2 separate regions of the Mus musculus genome follow, and region 1 is linked to region 2. The links are chromatin loops, found by intact Hi-C in ENCODE. Cell type or tissue: left cerebral cortex. All regions are shown on one strand. Each heading gives the region's core, and the rest is flanking DNA. Links, peaks and the distances in the headings are about the cores only. Region 1 overlaps Itpr3 (inositol 1,4,5-triphosphate receptor 3). Region 2 holds the start of Kifc5b (kinesin family member C5B).

Evidence for each region. Hi-C counts contacts between places; a loop is a spot of excess contacts. Peaks named below come from ENCODE experiments on the same cell type or tissue, not always from the same donor. Only the 100,000 strongest peaks of a DNase experiment are listed, where the experiment ranks them.
Region 1: it touches region 2 in a loop (2.2-fold over the local background); 2 of 42 quality-filtered maps call a loop at or near these places.

What each region holds. Positions count from the first base shown.
Region 1 is chr17:27,119,465-27,122,369 of GRCm38, reverse strand. Itpr3 (inositol 1,4,5-triphosphate receptor 3) reads right to left here. Exons shown (of 58, transcript NM_080553.3): 56 at 2,342-2,502; 57 at 1,278-1,439; 58 at 147-910. The coding sequence ends at 842. Among named protein-coding and RNA genes, the nearest start is that of Uqcc2, 13 kb to the left of the region's middle. In left cerebral cortex, for the core only: CTCF peaks have their summits at 794 and 1,498 (motif pointing right); DNase peaks (open chromatin) are centred at 942, 1,480, 1,684 and 2,115; H3K27ac peaks cover 909 bases.
Region 2 is chr17:26,915,160-26,918,064 of GRCm38, reverse strand. It overlaps Kifc5b (kinesin family member C5B), which reads right to left and starts at 974. Exons shown (of 11, transcript NM_053173.2): 1 at 780-974. The coding sequence starts at 797. In left cerebral cortex, for the core only: a CTCF peak has its summit at 1,279 (motif pointing left); a DNase peak (open chromatin) is centred at 1,136; H3K4me3 peaks cover 808 bases.

The DNA.
Region 1 (2,905 bases), core at 303-2,802, 200 kb before region 2:
TCACTTCTGTCAGGTGCTCAAATCCCACTGGGATGTCCTACAGGTGAGCAAAGGGACCAAGCAGGGTGCGGTAGGTGACAGGGCCAGCAGGGTGTTGGCCTCTGTGGCCTCCAGCTGTGCGGGAGACAGAAGTATGACCCTGTGGATGGACTTGGAGTCTATTAATTTATTTAAGGCAATTAACACATTAGTCCCCAGGACACAGGACATGTAAAACATTACACCAAAAAGAGAGAAGCTGTCAAAAGCCACTTTCACACAGCCCGGTCCTGTCCCTCGGCTTGTGAGGCTTGCCTACAAAGCCTGGGGAGAGACAAGTCCTGGGAGCAAGGTCCACCCTGAGTCATCAAGCTACTGGGACAGGGCCACACTGTCCCCAGCAGGCGCAGGCACAGGCACTGGGAACTGTGCAGGCACAGCAGGGTGGGACGGCCCCTGGGAATAAGTTAAACATAAAAGCCCTGTGAAGCTACTAACAGCAGGCTACCATCTTCCTGATCCAGGACAGAAGGCGGGCAGGCGGGCAGGGGACAGCCACAATGTAGTGCTCGGAGGTGAGAGGCAGCCCCCCTATAACCACCTGTGAGGACCACTGAGGAATGTCAGTCAGAGGACCTAGCATCCTCTAAGGCACTAAGGTAAACTGAGTCTCTTCAACGGTACTAAGCAGGACTGCTGTGAAGCACTCCTGCTGGCCAGTTTGCCTTGGGGGAGGGAGATTGCCAGCAGAGCTGGAGGTGGGGTGGGCACCTGGCTTCCAGAGGGTGGTGGGCCACCTGACCTGAAGGAAGGGCAGTGCCATCTGCAGCGGACCTCCTGCAGGGGGCCTCGGTGGCTCTGCTCAGCGGCTCATGCAGTTCTGCACATCCACAAAGCCCAGACGCTGCCTCCGTTTCCGCTGCTCCGTCATCTGAGTTAAACAAGACGTCAGGTGGCCTAGCTGCCTTCCCCACAGCCCCGGGAAAGTCTGCATCCTCCCCAAAGGGCCCAGCTACCATTAAGCTCTGATGGCAGATGGTCAGCCCCAGTCGCCCCCAGTCACCCTCAGTTGGCAAGTCAAACGCTTGATCGGGTGCAGTCGGGAGACCACAGCGAGGGGCTAGGGAGCTGCACTGGGTAGCTGCTGCTACAGGCGGAGGAGGTTCCCACCACCGCAGGCCTTGGAGGCTCTTCCAGGCTGCTGCACAAGACTCCACCTGAACCAGGGTTCCCTGTGACTTGGATGGCTCTCACCCTGCATGGTACAGAAGCTTAGGACACTGAGACTGGGAACACACCTGCTCCTTGAGTTCATTGAGCTGGGAGGTGAGGTGCGACACCAGCTTCATGGTGGAGCCGAGCTTCTCCTGCAGGATGCGGATCTCATTCTGCTCCCCCTCCCCCTCGCCGCTCACCAGGGACATGGCACGCATCCGCGGGAACCAGTCCAGGTTCTTGTTCTGGAACAGAGTGCCGCGGTGAGAGAGGGCCATGCCCTTTACCAGACGGCCAGCAGGGGGCGTAACATGGGAAAATCTGAACTGGCTTGGGTCCTCCCAGGTGGGCTGCCTTCCGTGAGATGGCTCCATCCTCCTGTGGGCCATCTGCTCACTCCCCGCCACAGCCACGGAGCAGGAAGGCCAAGACCCAGACTTGCTCCCTTCCTTTCCGCTGCTGCAGACGAGCATGTCCCGTGCTCAGGGAACAGGAGAGTCACACAGATGGCAGTCTGGGAGGGGGAGCCTCTGAAAGAAGGGAAGCCATGCTTCCCGAGATAGAGAAGCAGGGGAGAAGGGCTCGAGCCAAGCAGTTTGCTGGTTCCCTGTCACAACTGTGAATTCTCAGACCAACAGTTAAACCTCTCTAGACCAAACTCGGCACTGCCACAGTGACTAGAAATTAGGAGGATTATGTTTTAATTCCTCTAAGCCTGGTATTTTTAAGCTGCTCCAGGCTTTCTCTCTGACTGGGACAATGTTGACTTTAGGAAGCTGTTCTCCCATGCTGTGCTTTCTAAAAGAGGTCCTGTGGGGAATCTACATCCCTCAGTGGGGTCTCCCCACTCCACTGCCCAACCCCCCAACTGCTGCTGTGCAGGGGTGAGGGGGGAAGCTGGTTCACCACGCTTCTCTGGGGCTGACAGATTCATTGCATGTTTGCTTTCTCCATATAGCAGGAGTGTGGGTCCACCCACGGGTGGTGGTGGCCAGCAGGGCTTTGCACAGTGAGGGCTGGCCCCAGCTGCTCCTCACTCCTTGGCTGACCCCACAAGCCACTGCAGCTGCCACCCCTCAGGCCAAGGCCAGCAGCTGTTGTGCCTCCTCCCAGGTGTCAATGAGCCCGGGCGCACGGACACCCTCACCTTGATCATCTGAGCCACATAGCTCTCGGGGCCGGTGTAGTCTGTCTTGTTCTTGACTCGGACCAGTACAATGAAGTACAGGTAGTTCCACATGTTATGCTCCAGTTTGATGTGCTCCTCGAAGGACACTGTCTTGTTGTCAAACTTGTCCCTCTCCAGACCTGGGGGCAGAAGGAGGGCCACCACTGAGGACCACCATGGGGACTGCTCCTAACAGCTCTCCTGGGTGATGCGGGTCACTGTTCAAGCTCCAATGCTTAGTGGTGGGGACACCACCGCACGTGGCTGCAGCCCTCCTGCAGAGAAAGCGCTAGGGACTCTGGGAACATCAGGATTACCTGAGCCCAGCAGTGACAGTGACAGCTGGGTCAACAGCATGGCCTGCCAGGTGAGCCCTGCTCTCTGGGCCCTGGCCACTGGTGAGGACATGACTGGATTCAGAAGGAGCAATGGACTAAAACCAGAAGCCTGAGACCACAGTGGCATCAAGTTCCTCTCCTGGAAGGCCGAGGGCTCAAAGCAGTGGCTTCTTGGGCCCCAGTGATCCACCTCAGGCCAGGTCAG
Region 2 (2,905 bases), core at 222-2,721:
AGAAAAACTATTTTACTTTTTAACTGTCACCTGTCACAGTGCAGTGCTCTCCCTTTTGGCTGTGAGTATACCAGAAAGTCTCTTCAAGCTGAACACCGACTGTGAGTCAGTCTAGACTGAAATGCTGGTAAACAAAGAATGCAGGCCGGTCTTTCCTGACACCAGAGAGATCAGTCCATTAATTACCACACACATACGCCTCAGATGCTTGTGGTGGAGAAGGGCACCCCCATAAACTAGTCAGCAGTCCAAATGAGCAAAAGGAAGAGGCAGGCGAGGGAATAAGGATCCTCTGGGCCGATGCCCCCATTTCTCCTCTCCCCTTCCTCTATCTCGATCCAGCAGCAACACAACAGGATATCAGCAAGAAATGTACTTTGCGGACAAGCGACAAGGCTTCTCTCAGAACCCTCGCTTCTCCCACAAGGCGATCTGCAAGAACTGAGAAGCACAAACATGTCGAATCCGCTTGAGAATTCGAAATGGGAAATGCTGGAGGGGGATAAGGGACACGGGATGGTAGCGCCTGCACGACTGGAATGGCGGACCAACGTCGCAGCGACTGTCCTGGGACCTCGCCGTGTGTGTGTGTGTGTGTGTGTGTGTGTGTGTGTGTGTGTGTGTGCCCTCACTGACTCGGCCGCTGGTGTCCTGGGCGCGAGGCGGTGCGACCCTCCCCTGCAGGACGGCTTGCCCCGACCTGTCCCCGGGACTCGGGTCTCCGGGCGGCCGGCCTGCGTCCTCCGCTATTGGCGCCAGGCCGTCACCGCCGCACTCACCTGCGCCTGCACGTCCATGGTGGTCCGCACAGGAAGGGATGCAAAGGCAGCAGGCAGGGTGACGAGACCCGCGTCCTCTCAAGGGCTCGCGCCGCAAAACGTCGGAGCCAGGCCAATTCGCCAGGCCAATCGGCCAAGCCAATCCGCCACACCAGTCACTTTTGAATTTCAACCTCCGCGCAGTCAACGCACTTCAATCCGCAGAGGCCAATCCGCGCCGGCGCTGCGGTCGCGAGCCAATCACGGCGCCCTCCGCCTCCGGGGCCACGCCCCCTGAGTCGCGACTCTTCTAGTCCGCCGGAGCAAGAGAACTAGACCCCTTGGATCCTACTTCCGGATCCGCTCTTCCTTATTTCTCCCTCTCCCCCTCCGGAGCGCGGAGCTAGGCCTCTGGTTGCGTCAGAAGTGCGCGTGTGTGGAGGAGTGGCGTGGGGGAGGCAATACGCATGTGCAAAGGTGCCTGAGCGGTGTCGGGGCGGAGCGAGCGCCACCTAGCGGCTGCTGCTGAACCTGCACACCTCCTCGACAAACCTGTAGACTGGAGACTGTTAAACCGAGGTTGCTCTTGGTCCGCTTTCTCAGGTCCGAAAAGTGGGAGCTGGTTGATGGCGCTGACCTGTCCTCAAAAAAGAAAAAAAGTAAAAGAAAAATTGGAGCCCATATCTGGAGATGTAATAAAGTCATAAGTCTAGAGCAGGTCCGGGAGGATAGCAAACTGGTTATCCCTGAAACTCATATAATGTGGAAGGTGAGAACTAATTCGCCACAAAGTTTTCTGTGCCCCTCCTGCCTCCAATAATATATATTATACATAAACAATATGTATTATATACATAAACATATCTTTACACATATACATAATATATACTCAATAATACCTATTATATATAAGCATATATAATATATATAAATAACATAAATTATATATTTATTTTGTTTTTTCGAGATTGGGTTTCTCTGTGTAGCCCTGATTGTCTTGGAATTCTATTTGTAGAACAGGCTGGCCTTGAACTTAGAGATGCCAGGGCTACCCTGTGCCACCATGCCCAGGTCAATAAACAATCTTTTAGATTAAAAAATCAAAACAAAACTATAAGCCAGGCTTGGTGGCACACACCTTTAATCCCAGTTCCCAGTACTCAGAATGCAGAGGCAGACAGATCTCTTGAGTTCAAGGCCAACCGGGTCTACAAAGTAAATTCCAGGGCAGCCAGGGCTTTGTAGAGAATCCCTGTCTTAAATAAAGAAATACACACATGCATACCTGCATACATACATACATACATACATACATACATACATACATACACACATACATACATAACTGGGTAAATAAACAGTATGTTTCTTGACACCAAGTTGTAAATCTACAGCCCTCTTACTTGAGATGTTTCCAAGTCTACAAATGTTAATGAGGGAACACTAAAAAATTTCTGGTTATAATTTTACAAACTGGTTATAATTTTAAACTAGACAGTATTTCCCTAGTGACTTTCTAGAAAAAAAGCAAAAGTTTTATTGTGTGATAGAATATGAGTTTGTCTTCTACTGAAACCTGTTTTGGGAGTTTATCTTTCTTGGCATGAAGCTTGACAGCAAGGTAAACCAACCTGTGAGATTTTACACATGGGATGGACTGACCTGGCCCCTGCAGCCTTGGGATAGGAGCTGGCTCAGGAAGGACTCTGATGCAGCCAGAGCTCCAAGGCTATCAGCTCTGAGAAGGACACATCTGGACAGCAAAGGGAAAACAAATATCTTCCTTATGTATCAATTAGAATAACAGAGGTTTACCCCCAGCCAGCCCAGGATCCTCACAGTATGTGATCTCAGTGGCTTCTTTGGGGGCTAGGTCAGTCTTCAGCTGTCAGGCAGAGCAGCTGGAGACTGCAGCAGCCACACCCAGAAGGTCTGAGAGATTTTTCTGCAGAGAAAGAACTTGGGAGAACGGACTCACCTTGGTGAAACAGTCAACCCAACAACTTGGGCAGGCCCTGCCAGCAGGCAGTTCTTTGCCCAGTGGTCAGTAGTACCACACTTGAAGCGAGCTCCAGGGGAGTGAGTTGCTGCAAATCTTCTTTGGAGACAGCCTCCTGCTGCTATCAGGAGCTGGTATTTGTGGTCAG